2 separate regions of the Homo sapiens genome follow, and region 1 is linked to region 2. A link is a loop called in an ENCODE intact Hi-C map of the cell type or tissue named here. Cell type or tissue: ovary. All regions are shown on one strand. Links, peaks and the distances in the headings refer to the core of each region. The heading gives the core; the rest is flanking DNA. Region 1 has its middle 200 kb from the start of LRRC70. Region 2 overlaps IPO11 (importin 11).

Region 1 (12,048 bases), core at 2,274-10,273, 320 kb before region 2:
CCTCCGGAGCAGCTGGGACTACAGGCGCCCGCCACCACGCCTGGCTAATTTTTTGTATTTTCAGTAGAGACGGGGTTTCATCGTGCTAGCCAGGATGGTCTCCATCTTCTGACCTCGTGATCCGCCCACCTCGGCCTCCCAAAGTGCTGGGATTACAGACGTAAGCCACCGTGCCCGGCCAATTTTCTCATCTTTAAAGTATAACTGATAGGTATATTACACATGGTTTAACGGATTAAATGAGATAATGTGGGATGACTGTGAAGTATTAGCACAGTGCCTGGCAAATAATAAGTGCTCAGTAAATAATAGGTTTTAATTCTAGAGTTTCTGAACCTTCTTCATTACATGCTTTTGCCACCTTTTCATCATATCTCCAAAGATGAAAAATGTTCAAACCATTACATTGATACAGTAAAAGAATCTCTTGGTCAAAAGCACATGTTAATCTAGATGGAATTTTATTAGACACTCAGAGAAGGTCTGAATTTCTTTACAATAGAGAAAAACCTAAGTCTAATGCTTATGTATTTGTGCAGCGGAGCATGTGGCGTATAACAGTAACATAGTCACTTTGTGCCGAGTTTGGTTAAAATTCAAAAACCTTAAAAACTAACATAAAATACACATGAGATTGCATCTGGGAAAATTGAATCAAATTAGTTTTCAACTTTCTGTGCTTGCAGGGACAGGAAACTGAATAAATAAAATCCATAGATCACACAAACAAAAGGAAATCTAGTTTAAAACAAGTTAGACCTCTTCTAACAACAGATGCTGGAGAGGATATGGAGAAATAGGAATGCTTTTACACTGTTGGCGGGAACGTAAATTAATTCGGCCTTTATGGAAGACAGTGTGGTGATTCCTCAAGGATCTAGAGCCAAAAATACCATTTGACCCAGCAATCTCATTACTGGGTATATACCCAAAGGAATATAAATCATTCCACTATAAAGACACATGTACACGTATGTTTACTGCAGCACGATTCCCAATAGCAAAGGCTTGGAACCAACCCAAATGCCCATCAGTGATAGACTGGATAAAGAAAATGTGGCACATATATACAGTGGAATACTATGCAGTCATAAAAAAGGATGAGTTCGTGTCCTTTGTAGGGACATGGATGAAGGTAGAAACCATCATTCTCAGCAAACTAACACAGGAACAGAAAACCAAACACCACATGTTCTCGCTCGTAAGTGAGAGTCGAACAATGAGAACACATGGACACAGGGAGGGGAATATCACACACTGGCGCCTGTCGGGGGGTGGGGGGCTAGGGGAGGGATAGCATTAGGAGAAATACCTAATATAGATGACAGGTTGATGGGTACAGCAAACTACCATGGCAGGCGTATACCTATGTAACAAACCTGCATGTTCTGCACATGTACCCCAGAACTTAAAGAATAACAATAACAACAACAAAAAAAGTTCACCCTCTTCTAAAGTCTTCTGTCTCGGAAGATTGCAAATGTTACTCATTTCAGTTTCATTTGCAACAGTTTCAGTTGATTTTCAGTTTCATTGCAAATGTTACTGATTGCAGCTGAAAATGAAATCTCCCAAGAAGAGGAAAGAAATGAAGGAAGCAAAGAAATAATAATAAAGATACTAAACAAAGTTCAACTAACTACTGGAGAGTGGGCAATGCCACGGAGCTCAGTGGTCAGCCCCTAATTATAAGGAAGTCTCCCTCATTTCAGATAGTTCTGGAAGAAGAAGGCAGTCCCAGAATAGCCCACATTAAGCAGCCCGGAAACCCACAGGCTCCCCAGCTTTGCTCAGACTTCCTGGCTTCAGGAAAAGAACCATCTATAGCCCGAGTAAGTGATGCTGGCCTTACCCCACCCACTCACTCCTCCTTCACATGTACCTCCAAAAAAGTAAAAAGCAAGCCCATGTCACAACTAGCAGTCATGAACTGAATCCACCTAATAGATGGGTTTTGTTTGGCTTGCAGAGTTTAAAAGGGAAAAAAAAATTTGGTTGCCAACACTTAGAATGGAGAGATTCCACACAAAATCCAGATCTCTGGCTCCTCTTAAAATTTTAGAATATTTTGCAACACCAGGCCAGCATGCCCAGTGGGAATAGGTAAGGGAACCCTTTTTTAAATGGAGTGTACACTCTCCAATTTGCCATTGTCCCCACCACTCCTTGTTCTGACACCCAGCCCACCACACTCATTGACATTAGCTGTCTGGCACTGGTCGATATTTGAGTGCCCAGAGCCCACTGGTCATTAAGAACAGCAAGCCAGATGTGCCAAATGTCAATAGCAACCAATATGTCTATTAACTAAAACCAAAAACATAATAGCAGAGAATCTGATCATTTAATGGAAAAAAAAAAACCTGGGCTGGCTATTAAAATATATGTTTCTTTCCTAGGACCACAACTGTGTGAAATTAGGCAAGTTAACTAATCTTTCCTAAATTTCAGTGTCCTCAAGTACGAAGTGGGGATAATAATACCAATGTCATAGCATATGTTATGGAAGATAATGTATGTTATTTTAAAGTCCTTTATAAAGTAGAATAAGTTAAATATAGATTATGATACTGAATTACTCTAAGCAATAGTTGACACAAGAATAAATGAAAGTTGTACCATAGATGTTTAATGTTACCACACACACAGAAATAAAATCTAATTCATTGACCTGCTGATGATTTCATGTTATTCTCCATACTTTGTAAATTCAAAATGTATGCACTTAAATGCTAGAGCCACAATTTAAAATTCTTTGTTAGCAAGAGAAAGAAAACTTAAAAAAGGAAAAAATAATGCCTTTGTACCTCATTATTCTTAGGATTAATTAGAATTTGGGTCATAGATTCAGGTTTTCTAAAAGTTAATGGTATATCAGAGGAGCGTAACTGAGGATTTGGAGTAGGCACAGATCATTCACTGTACATCTGCCTAGAACTTCATTAAGCAATATCTGGATCTGATTGTACCCATAAAATTTCTGTGCCCAAATGAATTTCAAATTAAGCTTCCTAAAGGAACGAGAGTCTATTAAATCCCTTCCTCCTGGAACTGCGGGCAGTATTTAGGAGATGAGATGACACTGACGGAGCACCTTATATCAGGCTCCCTTAATAAACCAAATAATTTCAAACCTTGGGACACAAATAACATTAGCAGAGGCAAGGCGATGGCCAGAACGGGAAGCTGAAATTCTGAAACAAGCAAAATTTTTCACAATTTCCCTTCATCAGGCCAACAGTCACAGTGCTAGACAAAGGGAATTTGTCTTAATAAGTGATGCGTGAACTGCCTCAATCTTGGTGCCTGCTCCACAGAAAGCCACTGTGAACCTCCAAGAAACTACGATGTCGTCCAATGCTGCCCCCAACAAATGATAGGGACCTTGACCTGGGCATACTCTGCCCACCTCCCTCAAAATCAAAGAAGAAGTGATCTTCTTTGAGAATATGAACTAGAAAATACCCAAGATAAAAGGTATTACTTTATCTTTCTCATAGCATTTAACTGCAAAAAAAAAAAAAAAAAGGGGATTTGTATGCATGTCTATCTCTTCTAGCTGTAGGGCCCAGTGCTAGTGTATAGTGAGCACCCGATTCATATTTCTTAAGTTGTGCTAAATTGTCTTCATTCTCCATTTTCTGACTTAGCAGCACAAACGACCTAAAAACCTCCAAGCACTTTATTTATCTGGGACCTCCTCTTTTGGGCCATAGAGTGAATTATGGTACTGTGCTCACCACGACTCGGCAAAATGATAAAACTTTGAAATATAAGACTTACATCAGGCCGGGCGCGGTGGCTCACGCCTGTAATCCCAGCACTTTGGGAGGCCGAGGCGGGCGGATCACAAGGTCAGGAGATCGAGACCATCCTGGCTAACACGGTGAAACCCCGTCTCTACTAAAAACACAAAAAATTAGACGGGCGTGGTGGTGGGCGCTGTAGTCCCAGCTACGCGGGAGGCTGAGGCCGGAGAATGGCGTGAACCCGGGAGGTGGGGCTTGCAGTGAGCCGAGATCGCGCCACTGCACCCCAGCCTGGGCGACAGAGCAAGACTCCGTCTCAAAAAAAAAAAAAAAAAAAAAGACTTACGTCAAACTGTGCACAGTGGAATATCTCCTGGATTCTGTAAAGGCAGATTGATAATGCAATCATGGTACACCACCACTGATACTGCTCAGCCCTTAAAATTCAGGCTAGGAATGGGAGGAGTGGGATTCCCCAGCTCCGCTCCGCTCCTGCGCTCCCATCGCTTCACCGCTAGGAAGCAGCCTAGCCAGCATTCCCACAGGGTTGGAGCTGGAACTGCACACTGGAGAGTTAAACAGACCAAGCATTCAGTTTCTGCCTCAGGCACTCACTGACAGGGCAAATACAGAAACTTCAATTCCTCGTGTCTTGGTTTTGTCATCTGTAAAATGGGATAACAGCTCTTACCATAGGACCCCTGCAAAGAGTAAATGTATATAAAGGGCTTGGCACCCAGCCTGGCACACAGTAGTGGTGTAATAGATGCCACAACCCTCGTGTAGGGAGAAGAGACGTACAGTGACCCCGAGTGAGCTTGAAGATGACGCTGTGATCAAGCTTGGAGTGGGCTTCCAGGCACACTGGTGTCACCCCGGGCTCTGGGGCCCAAGGCAACACTTCTCAAGCCTTTCTATTGGAACACCACTAACTGTAAAGAGCGGTGAATGTATGCCCTGGGGCCTGTTGGAAGCTTCCAAATTCATTCTTGTTTTGTGGTAAACCTCCATGTCTTTTTAATTTGCTCCCAAGCAAATTTGTCTTGGTTTTAATGTCAAAACAATACGGCCTCCTCCTACATCTCTGAGAAATATGAACCTTTAGGGAGGCGTGCTATAATCATATGGTGACTTTGCTGACCCGTCGGCACCTTCCCCACACGCCTGAGGATACATGTGCCTCAATGTGCTACCACGTGGGACTGCCCTTCCATTAGCATAAGTAAGAGTGTGGGTCCACCTTTGGATATTGTAGCGTCTCATGATTTTTTTTTTATTTTTATTTATTTTTTTTGAGACGGAGTTTCGCTCTTTTTGCCCAGGCTAGAGTGTAATGGCACGATCTCGGCTAACTGTAACCTCCACCTCCCCAGTTCAAGTGATTCTCCTGCTTCAACCTCCCAAGCAGCTGGGATTACAGGCGTGTGCCACCATGCTTAGCTAATTTCATATTTTTAGTAGACGGGATTTCACCATGTTGGTCAGACTGGTCTCAAACTCCTGACCTCAGGTGATCTGCCCACCTCGGCCTCCCAAAGTGCTGGGATTACAAGCATCAGCCACCGCGCCCAGCCAGCATCTCATGATTAATAAATAAAATGCCAAGGCCCTGAAAAACTTTTGGAGAAAATGATTTTCTCCAAATCACAATGTGGGAGGAGATAGGCTAAACAGGGACCAGCTCTCTGAGCACAGCCTACTTTCATCTCTGGTCATAAACATCATAAAAACAGAACACAACACATTCGTGAACAAAGTTAGACCAACCATAATGCCAAAGTGATCTTAACAGAATCACAAATGTCATAGGCACCCTAAGGGAATGTCGTAAGGCATCCCTTAATGTCATAACATTTGAGAGAAGTGCCTGCTGTTTACCAAATACAGGTGAATAAATAAAGGAAATAAATAAATAAATAAATGTGCATCAGTGGCTCAGTTTGGGAATAAGGATGAAGAATTTGCATTCGAAATCCTCATAAAAGTCACATTAACCAAAGTTATGTTTCCATAAGACATAGTATTTGCAGATTGGGTCATCTGTACTGACCCTATGTGGCTGTTTCTGACCAAAAACATGCAGATTCCGACTAGTTCATAGCCCTTAGACAGGAGTAGCTATTGGTAAACATTGTAACAGCTGTAGGGAAATTAGACTTTCTTAATACTTAATATACAGAATGACAATACTACATGTACATATTTTGAAAAAAGAATATATACACTTACAGTGAGACAGTTTCAAACTATTTCGCTGATGAGAGGTACAATGTAAGTTATAAAATAATATCTAAACTCAAATAAGCACTAATATTAAAAGATAACTACTCTTTTACTTTTTAACTAAAATATTCAGGTGATTCTTAAATCGAACTTTAAATGATGTCCATGATATGTAAATCTTAAAAAAAAACAAATGGTATTTTCGTGTCTTGCCACAGTAGAGATGATCAGATACTTACCTCTAGGGGGAGCTCAAGGCTTTGTCTCTACTTAACGTTTTCTGTTTTCCCGGTGTTGCATGACAGAGCCCTTGGGATCTCTCCACTTGGGAAAAGATGCTCCACCCCATCCCTCTCATCCCCTTAAAAAGTTGCAAAAATTTGGGGTGGGAGGAGATGCTCAGGAGAAAAAGAGACTCTGGGAAAACTAATGGGCCAATCTCAGCCCACTAAGTGGTTATTTTTCTCTTTGGGGATAAAGCCTAACCATTATAAACCCAGTGTTTGCCTGGAGGATCCCCTTAGCAAATCCCTCAAACTACCAGTGGCAGCAGTATGAAACTGTGGACATTCATGCCCCATCATCCTTGGCTTCTTAGGATTACTGACTAGCACTCTTAGCACTTGTGGCTATATAAATACCGCTTTAATTTATACCAGCATTTCTCAAAATGGACTTTCAAAGAACACCAGTTTGACTGTAAGTTAGCAAATTTTATGTAAATAAAGGGTTGTCTGTCACAGAAGTTTAGAAAACACTGGGTTAAACTAAGTTCAAAAGTTTTCCTTTGTGCAGGACTTTTCATAGTCTGTAATGCATGATGACTCTCCAAAAGAAGGGACAAGTAGGAAGTGTTTCTCAAGTCTATATGACCACAGGTCTCTCTTTTAAGAGCTTCCTCTTAGGCCTGTTAGAACACTCCCTCAGACATTTTGCTCACGATTGCTGAGGTCGTGGTTAAGAAAAGAAGCACAGATTTGTTTTTTGTTTTTTGTTTTTTTAAACAACTCAGCCAAGTATATTTCAAACAAAAAGGGAGAGTTTGGTCTGAATTATCTGGATATCTGCTTCAATTAGCCATTCTAATTTACATGTACAATGAAAGCCTTGGAGTCCCACCTCCCTGCCATCACCTAATATTGTCTATGATAGGGAACTCATTAGGCCAACAGCATACAAAAATTTGGATTTATACTCAAAAAATGACTATTTACATCACAAAATGAGATTCGCCATAAAACTCCTTAAATCACAGATTCTCCCACCACATTTAAAAAATGATGCTACAAAATAACCATTAAGTTTACCCACTTACACATACTCAGCAAAACTCCTGGCTCACAGAGAGACACAATTGCATGTGGCATTGCACAGTGACCACTGCATTAAATACACACAGATGTAAACCCCTTCTTTTTAAAAGTTTTTCATGTAAGCTTTTTTCAGTAGGACACAAATTTTTTTTTATTATTCTGCCTCACTGTTTTTCTACCACATCTAGGCAAGTACAATCTGCATAAAAAATTGCTAGTCATGCCATTTTGCTACCCAGGTAAGGTATGTTAAGGCCATGTTGCTACTACTAGTCACCGTCTTCATGAGATGGGGTAGCTGGGTGGTGAATACAGTGGTCCTGGGGGAGGTGGATCAGGATCACGGACAGGCCTTTTTAAACTCTAGTTCTTAGGCAACTGCCGTCAGATTCTGCCCTCAGGTGAGAGCCACTGCTCCATGGTGTTCAAATGACAGAAAAAAAGTTGTATCCCAAAGAAATATTAGAGCAGGAAAATTATTACAAATCAGAAATATAGGACTACAGTTTCCAAAGTGAAGTTACATACTCCAGAAAATTTTAAAATAATAGAATTTCTGTTCATACTTTTATCTCAAAAATTAGAAATTAGACTTTCTTAGTATTTAATATACAGAATAACAATACTATATGTATATGATTTGAAGAAAAAAGGAATATGCACACATTTTAGAGAGAGACATTGTCAAACTATTTTGCTAATGAGAGGCACAATTTAAAAGTTGGGAAACCAATGCGCCCGCCGTGTCCGTGGAGAGAGGCTGAGGCAGCCAACCTCCGGCCCCAGGCACCGGGGCGCCGGGACGGCGAAAATGTCGCCTTCCTTAGTCCGGGCAACTGCCCGGGCTGTGAGCAAGAGGAAGCTGCAGCCCACCCGGGCAGCCCTCACCCTGACACCTTCAGCAGTAAACAAGATAAAACAACTTCTTAAAGATAAGCCTGAGCATGTAGGTGTAAAAGTTGGTGTCCGAACCAGGGGCTGTAATGGCCTTTCTTATACTCTAGAATATACAAAGACAAAAGGAGATTCTGATGAAGAAGTTATTCAAGATGGAGTCAGAGTATTCATCGAAAAGAAAGCACAGCTAACACTTTTAGGAACAGAAATGGACTATGTTGAAGACAAATTATCCAGTGAGTTTGTGTTCAATAACCCAAACATCAAAGGGACTTGTGGCTGTGGAGAAAGCTTTAATATTCGAAATCTCAGGACTCTTCTGGCCGTAGGTTCCAGGAAAGCTCGTGGAAGCTTTGGGGCTCACTGCAGAAATCATGTGACTGTCACGTGCTGGAAAATAAAGTGATACATCTTGAAAATGAAGCCAGTGTGTTGGATTCCGGAAGAAATGATATTTGTATTCTCTGTAGGGGACAAAATGAGAAGTCATCACTCTTTTTGGATCATTTAGATCTCTTGCATCCTTTGTTTTAGAACCAGTTTCATTAAAGTTGCCTTCCTGGACACCTGTTTATCCCTTTCCTGAACTGTGTGCACTCCTTAGATCGCTATTGAATGGCTTGAGCTTCCCTCAGCATTTCTCCCAACCAGATCGGCGACTCCTAAAATCCGAGACAGGACGTCCTGACTGCTGGTAGTAATATGGTGGTGCATTGTTTTTTCCACCCGAACTTAACATAGCCTTTTTATACATTTTTATGAAAAATTTCATTGTCAGCTGCCTCATTGTATACCCTTTAATAGTACCAGGCAAAGATTTTCTTCAACTATAGTACAGATTAGTTCTGAGTGATGGTATCAAAAGGTGAGAAAGACGTCATCCACCTGTTTTTTAATCCATTTCTTTTGCCACCCTATATGTCTGTTCAGAGATGGGATCTCAAGCTGACTTTGATTCTTTTAGTTGAGGAGTCTCTTAAAGCCATCTAGCCCACCTCCCTCAATTCCCTATGTGAGGAAACAAAACCCCAGGGAAGCCAAAGGGCTCCTCTCCACCCTGACTCTACAGGCCGGGGGAGAGTAGGGACTCTACCCCTCTCTCCCCTTCCTTGTAGGTGACACATGCTCTGCCCTCTGAGGCAGTCAGCGAAGGCAAATGGTCTGACTGCTTTATGTGGTCAACATTTTAATAGAATTTCTTTATAATTTGATACAGGTTATATTATTTTTATTTTATTTTGAGTGGGAAGAATTTTAAAACCTTTTTATGTGAATTACCTCTTGTTTCTTTCACCTTTGAAACAGTGGTTTGTAGGAGAGATGACATTGTAGCAACCCAGAATTCTGCTTTTGGAATGTGGTCCTCACTGTGCAGGAGAACATGGGGATCTTTTGTTAAAATTCCCAGTGTGCATACACTTTCTGGTTCCTCGGTCCAGTTGCTAAAGTTCTTAGTATTTTAGCCTAACATATTTATCACCAACTTTTCTTTAAAAGTGTTCCTTTTGTCACTTAGTTACTGATTTTCCTGGGTTTGACATATTAAGTATTCTATGAGATGATATATATGCTTTTTTTGAAAGCTGATTCTCATGAATTCAAGTAGCTGAGTTCCTTTATGTTTAGTTTATTCACTAAAGTAGCTGGCACAAAACACACCAAAACCTAGAGCAATAGCTTTATGCAAATGCTCATGAGTTTGTATCAATAATATGATTGTTGGATCCACTTATAATTCATGCAATACTGTATGTATGTAGAGATTGAGTTGTCAATTTAAAAAAATGTGTCCTCTTTGTGATTAAAAAAAAAAGTTGGGAAACAATGATATAGAGAAAATTATGCCTCTGCAAGCATATTTCAGGTTAATTAGACAATAACTTAGACAGATGTGAGCCTGCAATCCAATAATGGTCTCCCATTGTCAAACAAATGTCAAGATAAAACTAAACTTATTTCTGAAATGGTTCCATGTTATTATAAGAACAAATTTCACATTTTATTAACACTGTCACTTGAGTAGCAAATAACAAATTTTGAAACTTGGATAGCAAATAGAGAAGGAAAAAAAATTAAAATTAGGCTTTTAAAACCATTGGGTTCATGATCTGGGTTCTCTGCTCAAAAATATCAGCAACTTGTAAATTTTGGGCAGTATTTTTGAATCAACAAATATTAATCAAGAGCTGACTCAACATATTCACTTTTTAAATTTAAAAAGCAACCTGAATATATTTGTTATTTTTGAGTGGGAATGAAGCTTGCAAAGCTTATACGCATATTCAATTGAATTTATTACCAATTAAAAGATGTAAATAATTAATTTGAGTAAAACGTTTGAGTCTTCTTCCAAGACTATAGGGCAGTGTTTACTCATTGCAGAATCTTCCAAGTTTACTCAAACTGTTGGCACAGTTACCTTGAAAAAAATTTTTCCATAAGATAAGTTTTATTTTCCTTGGGAGGGTAAAGTCAAAAGAAAAATTCAGACTTCCAAGATTATATAAAAGTAGAATGAGTTAATATAAATATGTTCCAATAGTCACATGCCTTTCAGATATAAAGAAACACACATGTTCACATAAAAGACTGATATAATAACTATATACAAAATATTTTTGCCTTTCTGTTAAAACATACTTGTCAACTGGTAACATTCGTAGTATACTTTTGGAGATAAATTGAAGGCCTAGAGATTTGTCAATACCTTCACAGTCCATAACATGTTCTAATTCTAGGAAAATCTTATAAGGACTAAGTTCTTATAAGAGCATTTTGTATTATTAATTATTATAGAATTCCACTCCCCTTCACTCTAATGTTGTTACTTATTACAAAAAATAATCAGAGCCATTTAATCATATTATGGAAAATGATCTCTGCTTTTTCCTTATATTCACCTAAAAGGCCCTGCCATAAGCGTAAGATCAGGGTCTGAATCTTCCATAGTAGAAGTAATAACAAAAGAACCTCAATAAAGGATTATACCAGGTACCCTGGTCTATTAATACTACAGGGGAGTAATCCCCAGGCACCATTAACATCAGCACCATGAAGAGTCTCCTGTGACTGAATGATGATTTCTAGGACTCTTCAGCCTGAGTATTGAAGATGACTTCCACCCAGTACTTTGAAAACAAACCTCTCCAGAGGCAGAAACCACTGATTACCATGTGCTGCATTGCATTGTTTTGTTCCTGCTGGATTAAGGTTATAAATTAATTGTTAGTAGACATCTCCATTTTTAATCATGGTAATCTCAAGAACTTTACCCCTAACAAACCACTGGGTTAAGGACTAATTACTCAGGTATTGGCAAAGTCAAACAATCTATATCAAAATTAAAGGGACATCTAAATCAGTTACGGGCATGTTTCAAACTGTAGTAATAATCCTTGTCCTAGTTTTGCCTATCTGGCAGGTGCCAGGTATATGTCTCCAGAGTCTGAAATGCTGCGGTATAGTCACTGGCATACCAGATGATGCAACAGGTCATTCTGCAACTAAAGAAACATGAGGGACTAACTCTAGTTCAACTGCAGATGACATTCTCTGAGCAATCTTCTAATCAACAGACTCCAGACAATAGTGCAGATCTGATAGATCATGTCCCAGAGACAATGGTCTCTCCTTCAGTTTAGACTGAAGAATGACCAGAAGATGGTAACCGAGAATTGAAACAGAACTCACAGCTTGCAAAACTGGACCAAATTGTGGCATCAAGAAAACAGTCTAAGCTCAGATTCTTTAATGGCAACTTGCTCGGGCCCTATCTTCCAAGATAAGACACAGGCTCACCCTAGCTGACAAATTCTACTAGTCCCCATCAGGACTATTCGGTGACTAACTCTAGTCCTCAAAACTCT
Region 2 (12,048 bases), core at 1,916-9,915:
CAAATTAAATAATGAACTGCCTGAATCTAAAAGTGGTTCACTGTATCTTTACAAACTAAATCAGTCAGGGATGCCTTGGCCCTTCCTCATCTTGTGTGTATACTTCACAACAGGTACAATGACTACTCATTAAGCTACTTTAGCATATTCTCAAGTATATATGCAATATTTCAAAGAGTAAAATCAAACTGTTGAATACTAATGTTTTATTACAGCCAAAATACTTTAGTGATCATTCTCTCAATTCATAGTGTTACAACACAAACCACTGTATCATAAAAAGAGTTTGAAAGTGACATTTTCCCATGAAGTAGTATTATAGCAGAGAAGCAAACATTCACTCTGATAGAAGGGAAATAATATTTAAAAAGTGGGAAAAAAGCTTTATTTCAACAAACTTGCATGCTTTACTTATAACTTCAGTAAACCATAAAATGAATTCGTATTTTTCTTAGTAAGTCCTTTTGGAAAATAAAAGACTGAAATACATATCCAGAATTGAAAAAATATCTATCATCCTAAATTTTATTGTACTTACTGTGTAATATACAACACCCTAAGCTTTCCCAACACATACATCATTAAAATATTTTGTCAGAAGAAAGTGAAAGAATACGAACAGAAGGATTTAGACGCAGAAGAGGTAAGAATTCTACAAAACACCTAAAATTAAATTTTAAACTACAGTAAAATTTCTTATTGTAGCAAATATTTCAACTCCCCAAAAATGAAATCTATAGCCTTGGCTATAATTTGTAGATCCGTTTTGTACTGTGTCTTTTTGTAAGAAAACAAAAACTCAAAGGGTGCCATATCCAAATTTCAAATAAGACCAAAAAACTATTATACTTTAAACCGATATCTTGCTTACAACAAAACGACATTTTGAGTAATTTTATAGCTTTTCTTTGCATCTCCTTAAAACTACCTGTTAACATTAATGTCTGTATAGATTAAAATTGTTTAAAAGGACTTTATATTGAAATTTTTTGTGTCGCCATTATCTGAAGTCACTTGAACTCATTTAAAAGGTATGCTCAGACCAGGCGCGATGGCTCATGCCTGTAATGTCAGTGCTTTGGGAGGCAGAGGCAGATGATCACCTGGGGTCAGGAGACCAGCCTGTGCAACATGGCGAAACACGGTCTCTATAAAAAGTACAAAAAAAATTAACCAGGCATGGTGGGGTGCGCCTATACTTCCAGCTACTTGGGGAGCTATGGCGGGAGGATGCCAGGATGCCTTGAGCCCAGGAAGGGAGGCTGCAGTGAGCCGAGATCACACCACTGCACTCCAATCTGGGTGACAAAGTGAGACCCTGCCTCAAAAACAAACAAAAAAAAACGAAGAAAACAACAACAATAAAAAATAACCAGCTGGGCACAGTGGCTCACACCTGTAATCCCAGCACTTTGGGAGGCCAAGGCAGGAGGATCACAAGGTCAAAAGATCGAGACCATCCTGGCCAACATCGTGAAACACTGTCTCTACTAAAAACACAAAAATTAGTTGGGCATGGTGGTACACGTCTGTAGTCCCAGCTACTCGGGAGGCTGAGGCGGGAGAATCCGGGAGGCAGAAGTTGCAGAGAGCAGAGATCTCGCCACTGCACTCCAGCCTGGCGACAGAGCAAGACTGCATCTCAAAAAAAAAAAAAAAAAAAAAAAAACCACCAAAAACAAACACATAGACCAGATGCGGTGGCTCACGCCTGTAATCCCAGCACTCTGGGGGACCGAGGCAGGTGGATCACCTGAGGTCAGGAGTTCGAGACCAGCCTGGCCAACACAGCGAAACGCCGTCTCTATTACAAATACAAAAATTAGCTGGGCGTGGTGGCACGTGCCTGTAATCCCAGCTACTCGGGAAGCTAAGGCAGGAGAAATGCTTGAACCCAGGAGGTGGAGGTTGCACTGAGCTGAGATCACCCCACTGCTCTCCAGCCTGCGTAACAGAGCGAGACTCTGTCATTAAAAAAAAAAAAAAATACAGAAGTAAAAGGTATGTTCAGTATATCAGTATATATTATCTTCTATGCTCTAATGTCTCTTAATACAATAACTAACAATTAACTGCACTGTATAAAAGAGATAAACATTTTTGGTATAACTAAGTTCTGTTTAAACTTTTTTTTTTTTTTGAGACAAAGAGTCTCACTCTGTTGCCCAGGCTAGAGTGCAGTGGCGCAATCACGGCTCACTGCAGCCTCAATCTCCTGGGCTCAAGCAATCCCCTCACCTCAACCTCCTGAGTAGCTGGGACTACAGGGATGCACCACACCAGGTTAATTTATATATTTATTTTTATTTTTTGTAGAGATAGGATCTCACTGTGTTGCCCAGCCTGGTCTCAAACTCCTGGGCTCAAGTGATCCTCCTGCCTCAGCCTCCCAAAGTGCTGGGATTACAGGCATAAGCTACCATGCCTGGCCCTGTTTAAACCTTTTGATATCAAAATATAAAGTACACCCTGGGCATGGTATCTCACAACTGTAATCCTAGCACTTTGGGAGGCTAAGGCAAGAGGATCACTTGAGGTAAGGAGTTGAAGACCCACCTAGGCAACAAAGTGAGACCCTTTTTCTACAAAATGTTTCTTAACAAATTAGCTGGACATGGTGGCACATGCCTGTAATCTCGGCTACTTGCAAGGCTGAGGTGGGAGGATCATTTGAACCCAGGAGTTCAGGGCTGCAGTGAGCTATGATCACACCACAGCACTCCAGCCAGGACAAGAGTGAGACACTGTCTCTAAAAATAAATTGAATGTTTTTCTTATATATACACATATATTCATATACATATAAGTAATATATGTGTGTAAATTAGAACTAGTCCCATTCACTAGTCGTAAGAGCCATAGACCTTTTATCTAATTCTCAATACCCCCCACTACCACTACATGCCAGACTCACTGAAAAAAAAAAAAGGATGGTGACAGTAACTATCCCCTAGTTCCTCAATTAAAAGTAAGATTAAGCTTGAAAAAGAAAAAAAAAAGAGTCAGCCAAATAAAACAGGCACAGGCTCAAGAAAGAAAACATTAAGGGAGAATTTGCCACCCTACATAACCACATATTTTGAAATTGTGTCAGATTTTTCTGAAGTATTTTATAGTGGCCGGGCATAGTGGCTCATGCCTGTAATCCCAGCTACTCAGGAGGCTGAGACAGGAGGATTGCTTGAGCCCAGGAGCTTGAGGTTGCAGTGAGCTATGAGTGTACCATTGAACTCTAGCTTGGGAGACAAAACCCTGTCTGTAAAAAATAAAAACAGTATTTTTTTTAATAATGGTAGCAAAGGGGCAAAACTGTTCTTTTTTTTTTTTCAGGCATTGCTTCTGTTACCAGAATATCTCTTTGCAGAATTCTACCACTTGCATACACACAATGCAAATCACAGTAGACATATTCAACATAAAATCCTCCCCACTCACCTACAAAACAAAGAATAAAAAGTACCAAAGAACATCTCTGAATACTATACCAAAGGTTGTTACTGTGACAAGACTGAATAAAAGGAAGCATTTAAACATGGTGGACTCAAAGTCATTAAAAAAAAATTCTATTCTGTTCCATAAAATCATCTCCTTTTCTATTTATCATTTGACTCTAAAAATGTGTTAGAAAGTTCAGTAATTCAGTAATTCCACTCTATTTCACCTTAAGCAACTTTCAATTTTGAAATTTTCATCTCTACTTCTCACAAAAATAAGTAAGATTTATAGATATTAATGGCAAAGTTAGATCTCGATCTATTAATTAATTCTTCCCTCTTTCTGTCCCTAGAAAGTAATACTTAATATGAGAGAACTACAGGCTAAAATATCTCAAATCTGAAAACCCGAAGTATTTGCTTCAAAATCCTTAACTTTGAGTACCAGCACGATGCTCAAGGGAAATGCTCACTAGAGTGTTTCAATTTTCAGATTTTCACATTTGAGATGTTCAACGTAAGTATAATGTAAATATTACAAAATCTGAAAAAAATCTGAAACATTTCTGTTCCCAAGCATTGCAGATAAGAAGTACTTAACCTGTACTTTAAGGACTACAGATACGAAAAGCACATAAGATGCCTGGCACACAGCAGGTATTGCTAAATGAAGGCATATAGCATTTGAGACAGAAATTTAAAAAGAAACAATAGTATGGAAATTTAAAAACAAAAACCTAATAGTCAAGGACATCAGGCATCTCTTAAAGTTCTAATTCAAGACTCTCTAGCTAGCCTACGAAAGGTCTCTACACAAATGGCTGGAATGAAGAAGCAACGGCACTATCTTTCGACAAACAGCCTCTCCTTAACCAAACTTTAGTGAGGCTTTTCTGAATCTTTGTCCTAACTAGGCTTCTACTTTTGGACTTCCAAAATGTCTGTTCTTTGCGTCACCCAATTTTAGCAAGAAATCTTGCTATGTTGGTTTAGCCAGAATCCCCTATCCTTGACATTGATATCATCAATATCTCATCAGGTTGCTTTCGGCAAGAATCCTATTAGGTCAGTTTGGCCAGGAACCCCCTCTCATCCCTGATGATTCTTTTTAGTAATTTTCCATCCTCTCAACCCCCCATCCCCCCAACCTCCCACCCTTTCCATCCCTGCTCCTTGGCAATAAATTCCCACTTTTCCTTGTATTCAGAGTTGAGCACAATTTCTCTCCCCTACTGCAAAACCCCACTGCAGTAGTCCCATCTGAATAAAGTCTGTCTTATCATCCTTTACAAGTGTTTGAAAAGTTTTTCTTTAACACCTTTCAGCCCTTTACCTTTCAGTAAAAGCAGGGAGAGAGATAAAGAAAGAAGAAACAACAGGAATAAAGAAGAAACCACAGGAAGTAACCATTGCCAACTAATATATTCACAAGCCCTGTATACCTCCTATCTGCTCCAGAAAACACCAACTGATACATGCTTACAGAAGGCTCAGCTGGAAAAGAGTAAGTAATAAAGCAACCAAGTAGGAGAAATAAAAATATTTTTTTCTACATGTGATTCTAAAAATGTGGAGGGGGGAAGGAATATTCAGTGAGACAATATGCAAATAAACTGTTTAATGAAACATGTTAGGTACTAGTTCATGAAACCCCCAAATACTTAACATTTTCTATTTCTAAACCAGAAGAAACAGTGCCACCTACTGACTGTTTAGTGGCTGTAACTGAGAAGCCCAAAGCCTTGACTCCAAAGTATCAAAAGCTAACCATTACACACTAAGTATTTTAGCATTTCAAATATTCTTAAACTTTTTTAGCCTCAGAATTGTTGTCTTCATAATTTTCCCTTAAGAAACATTAGCACCAAAAAAGTTTTACATCAAAGTTCATGTATTAAATAATTCATCACGAATACTGAGACAAAAAATATTCGCTATAGATGCCCAAATCTGCTTAGCCTGAACCTAATCAGCAAGGTATATTAATCAACAAATGTAGGAGGCAGAGCATCCTACAAGACAACTAATCTAGTTTTTTTTTAACAAGTCAATGGCATTTTTAAGGGGGAGAGGGAGGAAGTCAATACTATTCAAAATTAAAAGATTTGTAAGACATGTCAAATGCACCTTATTCATTTTTCTGGCTCAAGCCACTTGTAAAAATGTGTTTGAGAACAATCTAGAAAACTGGATAAAAGTATTAAATGATATTAAATTACTTTTTACTTCTTCAGGATGATAAAAGTTAAATACTTAAAAAATAAATCTATCTTTTCACAGATAAATGTTGAAGAATTTAGTTAAAAAAATATTTAAATTCCTTTAAAATAGCTCAAAAAAAGTCAGAAAGCAAAAACAGCAAAATGTTGACTATTAGATCTAGGTAATAGTTACATGGCAGTTAATATTTTTCTTTACTTTTCCATGTTTTTAAAATGTATTTTCAATTTTAAAAACACCTGTATTCTTAACAATAACTAAAAAGGTTATTTTAGTAATAATCCGTTTTTTTGTTAATAAGGCTTAAGTAGGCCAGGTGAGGTGGCTCAGGCCTGTAATCCCAGCACTTTGGGAGGCCAAGGCTGGCAGACCATAAGCTCAGGAGTTCGTGACCAGCCTGGCCAATATGGTGAAACCCCTGCCTCTACTAAAAATACAAAATTAACCAGGCATGGTGGCACACGCCTGTAGTCCCAGCTACTTGGGAGGCTGAGGCAGAAGAACTGCTTGAACCCGGGAGGCAGAGATTGCAGTGAACCAAGATTGCACCACTGCACTCCAGCCTGGGTAACAGAGCAAGACTCCGTCTCAAAAAAAAAAAGGCTTAAGTATAAATTCGCTTCCACTTACCTATGACATAAATATATATTAAATTACCAAAATGTATCAAGCCAGAAGCTTTAGTAGGTACAAGATCTATCTCAAAAGCAATTTCCAGCCAAACTGCTGATGTCTCTCAACTAATATTTATTTATTTATTTATTTATTTTTGAGACAGAGTCTCAAAAATGTCAATGAAGGAATGTCAATGAAGGACATTCCTAAAGACCTATAGCATTTGTTACTTACATGCTTTTTAAAGTAAAATCTAATTTTCATTTTGTTTTCAAACCTGCCAGTGATATAGCTCAGGCCCAGGAGGGACACTGTGGCCCATCTTTCAGTTCCCTAAGTCTCTTATCCTAGCAACAGCCTTACGCCTCTCTTCAGCCACTTAATGCCTACACACTGTTCTCATGTATCCAAAATATCAACTCAGTAAGGAGGAGGAACAAAAAAAAAAGAGTAAAACTACTCTACTCCCTGGGTGGGCCCTTACCTTTCCACAGCTCTATCTCAGGCATCCCGTGAAGTGATTGCATAGAGTAAGAATCCAAATATTTGTCAGATAAATAGATGGATGGGTAAGGTATAAATCAGCACTGTTTCAAAAGCAACTTTTAGATACTTGGGGGATAGTTTTGGAATTTTCATTCTTATTCCAGGCCCTTAACTAGGACTCAGACAAGAGGCTTTATGAATCAATACAGGAAGAGTACGCACCATGCTATATTCAAAATCTCTTCTGTTCAGCGCACAGCTCTTTTCTTTTGAACCAAGTCTGTCACCTTGAGTCTCCTCCACTAAAGTAACTTCCCACCAAAAAGTTCTTTTTCACCTTGATACTAATATAAGCCTAGACACACACATGCACAGGCTCAAATCCCCACAGGTTCACAGCACAAATGACCCTTTAAGAGAGTCACTCTTTAAATAATGCACTTAAAAAGCCAATATAGGCGGGGCGCAGTGGCTCATGCCTGTAATCCTAACACTTCGGGAGGTCAAGGCGGGCAGATCATTTGAGGTCAGAAGTTTGAGACCAGCCTGGCCAATGTGGCAAAACCCTGTCCCTACTAAAAGTACAAAAATTAGCCGGGCATAGCGGCATGCACCTGTAATCCCAGCTACTCAGGAGGCTGAGGCAGGACAATCACTTAAACCTGGCAGGTAGAAGTTGCAGTGAGCTGAGATTGCACCACTGCACTCCAGCCTGGGTGACACAGCAAGACTCAATCCCCAGGGGGAAAAAAAGCCACTATAAAATTACACAGAGCAAGAGATAAGAAACAGAATCAACATGGCATTTAATGTACAATTAAAATCAACAAAACAAAAGTGAAAATAAGATCTATTAAACCTATTTGATGACTTGCTCACAAAGGCATTTATCTTTTTTTTTTTTTTTTTTTGAGACAGAGTCTCGCTCTGTCGCCCAGGCTGGAGTGCAGTGGCGCGATCTCAGCTCACTGCAAGCTCCGCCTCCCCGATTCACGCCATTCTCCTGCCTCAGCCTCCCGAGTAGCTGGGACTACAGGCGCCCACCACCACGCCCAGCTAATTTTTGTATTTTTAGTAGAGACAGGGTTTCACCGTGTTAGCCAGGATGGTCTCGATCTCCTGACCTCGTGATCCGCCCTCCTCGGCCTCCCAAAGGGCTGGGATTACAGGCGTGAGCCACCGCGCCCGGCCGGCATTTATCTTTTAAATAAATTTTACAGCACTGTAAATATCTTACAGGCTGGAGCTACACCATGGAAGTGGCGCCTTGGCATTCTCAAATTTAGCATTCATAATTTCAATTATTTGGAAATTTCCCCTAAGGACCACATCATGAAGTCTTAAGCTGACAAGGAGTAAGTCTGCAAGTCTCTGCTATGAGGGTGAGTGATCTATCTTACACTAACCAACCCATCTCAAAGCAGCTATGCAGTTCTCCTTTGTGTAGAAAATATAGTAATTCATCACGATGACCTTCTGAAGTATTGTAACTTGACTTCACCTTGCCACACAGCATTCTTTTACCCTTACCATCCAAATAATTCATGTGTTGTTTAGCAGAAACACTATTATTATTATGTTTTAGACACATGGTCTAACTCAGTCTTCAAGGCTAGTACAATCATATATCACTACAGCCTCAAACTCCTAGGCTTAAGTGATCCTGCCGCCTCAGCCTCCCAAGTAACCAGAATGACATACATACACCACCATGCCTAATTTTTTTATTTTTTGTAGAGGTAGGATCTCACTATGTTGCCTAGACTAGTCTCAAACTCCTGGCCCCAAGGATCCTCCCACCTCAGCTTTCCAAAGTGCTGGGATTACAGGCATGAGTCACCATGCCCAGCCTAATGAGAACATTATTCATCATAAACCTTTCAGCTTTTAAAATTCAGCTAAGTTTTAGCCATGACCATAATAACAATGCAATATAGTTTTGTTTTCTTCCATGGCAGATATTTTCCCCCCCACCCCAGAGACAGAGTCTTGCTCTGTTGCCCAGGCTACAGTGCAGTGGCGTGATCTCGGCTCACTGCAACCTCCGCCTCCCAGGTTGAAGCAATTGTCCTGCCTCAGGCTCCCGAGTAGGTGGGATTACAGGCACCCGGCTAATTTTTGTATTTTTAGTACAGACGGGGTTTCACCATGTTGGCCAGGCTGGTCTTGAACTCCTGACCTCATGATCCACCCGCCTCAGCCTCCTAAAGTGCCAGGATTACAGGCGTGAGCCACCGCACCCGGCCCCACATCAGATTTTAATAGCTTACTAAATAGGGGGGTTGCGTTCTTCCACATGAACTGTCAAGAGACTACTAATTCTGTCTTCTGTCTCCCACAATATTGTACATATCTCTTGTACACAGTCAGCATTCAATAACTGTTGAGTGACTGTTAAGACAGAAGTAAAAATTTAAGATTAATCCCTAATATCCAGGCCGGGCATCGTCGTACGTGCCTGTGGTCCCAGCTACTTGGGAGGCTGAGGTGAGAGGATTGCTTGAGCCTAGGAGGTCAAGGTTGTAGACACCTATGTTTGTGCCACTGCACTATGCAGCATATACTTTTGTGTGTTACACATCGTGATTTGGGGACATTATTTACTTTAACATACTTCCAACTTCATTACAATTGCTCCCTGTACCTTAAATTTCCTTATTTTTAGTGACTTTGGATTTTAACAGTGGTTAATGTCCATTTTATTATATTTAGGTTTATATGTAAAGGCATACTGTTTTACAGAAAATGAATTCCTGGCCGAGCATGGTGGCTCACGCCTGTGATCCCAGCATTATGGGAGAGTGGATCACCTGAGGTCAGGAGTTGGAGACCAGCCTGGCCAACATGGCAAAACCCCATCTCTACCAAAAACACAAAAATTAGCCAGGCATGGTGACGTGCACCTGTAAACCCAGCTACTAGGAGGTGCTGAACCTGGGAGGTGGAGGTTACAGTGAGCCAAGGTCGTGCACCTGCACTCCAGTCTGGGCAACAAAGCGAGACCCCTTCTCAAAAAAAAGAAAATGAATTCCTGGCCAGGCACAGTGGTACACGCCTGTAATCCCAGCACTTTGGGAGGCTGAGACAGGTGGATCGCTTGAGGCTAGGAGTTTGAGGCCAACCTGGGCAACATGACGAAACCCTATCTCTACTAAAAATACAAAAATTAGCTGGGCATGGTGGCGCATGTCTGTAATCCTAGCTACTCAGGAGGCTAAGGAACAAGAATTGCTTGAAGCTAGGAAGCAAAGGTTGTAGTGAGCCAAGACAGCACCTCTCTCTCTCTCAAAAAAAAAAAAGAATTCCTTTTTGTGTCAAATCAAGCTCAATTTTGTTACTGCAAAACAATTTGCTCTCAACTGCTGATTTCGTAATTTGTCACCCCTCAAAAGAACTTATTTTAACACAGAGGAGGAAAGGTTATAACAATTGTTGAGGCACACTGAGCCGCAGGTAGCAATTTTAAGTGTACCCTGTGCACTACACTTTGCTATAGCAACCAGCTCAACCATGAGCTTAATATTTTTTTCTTCTTTTGAGACACTCTCTCTCTGTCGTCTAGGCTGGAGTATAGTGGCGCAATCTCGGTTCACTGCAGCCTCCGCCTCCTGGGTTCAACTGATTCTCCTGCCTCAGCCTCCTGAGTAGCTGGGATTACAGGCGTGCGCCACCATGCCCAGCTAATTTTTTTTGTATTTTTAGTACAGACAGGGTTTCACCATGTTGCCCAGGCTGGTCTCGAACTCCCAACCTCAGGTGATCTGCCCACCACGGCCTCCCAGTGCTGGGACTACAGGCGTGAGCCCAGCCCTTACATTTTTTTATGTAGGAAACTAATTTGGTACTTGAGGACCATCTTTGCATCTTCCTTTATTATTAAAAGGAAGATTTTCCATGCTTCAGATTACCAAAATAATAGGCACAGCTGTATTAACCAGCAAAATTGCTCTTTATAATGATGTCTTCCCACAAATGCTACCTTCAATTAACTACACATCTTGTACCTCAACCGCATTAGACAGGATACCCTTCCTAGTCCCTACTTTAGTCCCTATCTCCAGGTTCAGCTGCTCCATTCCAAAATAAAAAGTGCTAATCTGAATTTTTTCCAGGTATCTCTAGCTCTGACTAATCTCTCAAAAATCCTGCTTTTGGAAGTTTTGCCCTATATCACTCTGAAATCCAGCAGGCATCTAATAAGAATAAGTCTCCTGTTCTATTGTTCATTCACTTAACAGTTATTGAGCATCAATCATTATGTGTACTCTTTCAGACCATGCAGTAGGATGACAGCAATAAAAGCTACACTGTAGTGAATCTGAGAAAAATAAGTCGACAATTACAAGTCAGCACAATGTGGTAACTACTACACTGAAAGTAACTACAAGATGCTAATTAAGCATATACTTCTTTCTATATGGAGAAGAACTAGCCTCATACTACAAAAAAAAACAAGCAAGAAGCTAACTCACACAAGCTATCCAGCTTAAGGCCCTGATTATCTGTACAATCTGTGGAGATTGCCTCGACTAAATATAAAGTATACCTGTAAGGCAACATATTAGAGAGTGAACTTTGATAAAGTTGAAATAGGAATTAAAACTTCTATAGACTGGTAGCCTTTAATAACAGTTAACTGTAACCAAGAATCTTCTAGACAATTGATTTTGAGACTCTCCCCAACAAAAAAGTAAGTCCTAGAAGTGAAGGGTTTGAGGTGAGGACAAAACAGAGGAAAAGGAAAGACAATTTCACAGAAAGACTTGAGTGAGTGAACGGTCCATTTCCTTAGTCCTCGCTAGAAATCAAGCAAAAGTGAAAAGGATTTGAAAAACAACCTTAGACTATCAAAAATAATTTCTCTTACATACAATATCCTAGGATGAACATAAGACTGGCTATTTATTTATTTATTTTTTATTTGAGATGGAGTCTCGCTCTGTCACCCAGGCTGGAGTGCAGTGGTGCAATCTCGGCTCACTGCAAGCTCCACCTCCTAGGTTCACGTCATTCTCCTGCCTCAGCCTCCTGAGTAGCTGGGACTACAGGCGCGTGCCACCACGCCCGGCTATTTTTTTTTTGTATTTTTAGTAGAGATAGGGTTTCACCATTAGCCAGGATGGTCTCGATCTCCTGACCTCATGATCCACTCGCCTCAGCCTCCCAAAGTGCTGGGATTACAGGCATGAGCCACCGCACCCAGCCAAGACTGGCTATTTAAACCCATTGAGTTAAAAATGAAAAGGACACAATGTGGTGTGACGTAAACTTTGGTGTATATAAAAATTCTATG

Evidence for each region. Hi-C counts contacts between places; a loop is a spot of excess contacts. Peaks named below come from ENCODE experiments on the same cell type or tissue, not always from the same donor. Only the 100,000 strongest peaks of a DNase experiment are listed, where the experiment ranks them.
Region 1: it touches region 2 in a loop (5-fold over the local background); 87 of 110 quality-filtered maps call a loop at or near these places.

Annotation. Positions count from the first base shown.
Region 1 is chr5:62,773,312-62,785,359 of GRCh38, reverse strand. It overlaps the pseudogene ISCA1P1. Among named protein-coding and RNA genes, the nearest start is that of LRRC70, 200 kb to the right of the region's middle. In ovary, for the core only: a CTCF peak has its summit at 6,222 (motif pointing right); no DNase peak of the experiment used is centred there.
Region 2 is chr5:62,453,765-62,465,812 of GRCh38, reverse strand. All of the region lies in intron 5 of IPO11 (importin 11), which reads right to left. Among named protein-coding and RNA genes, the nearest start is that of IPO11, 47 kb to the right of the region's middle. In ovary, for the core only: a CTCF peak has its summit at 5,137 (motif pointing left); no DNase peak of the experiment used is centred there; H3K27ac peaks cover 1,008 bases.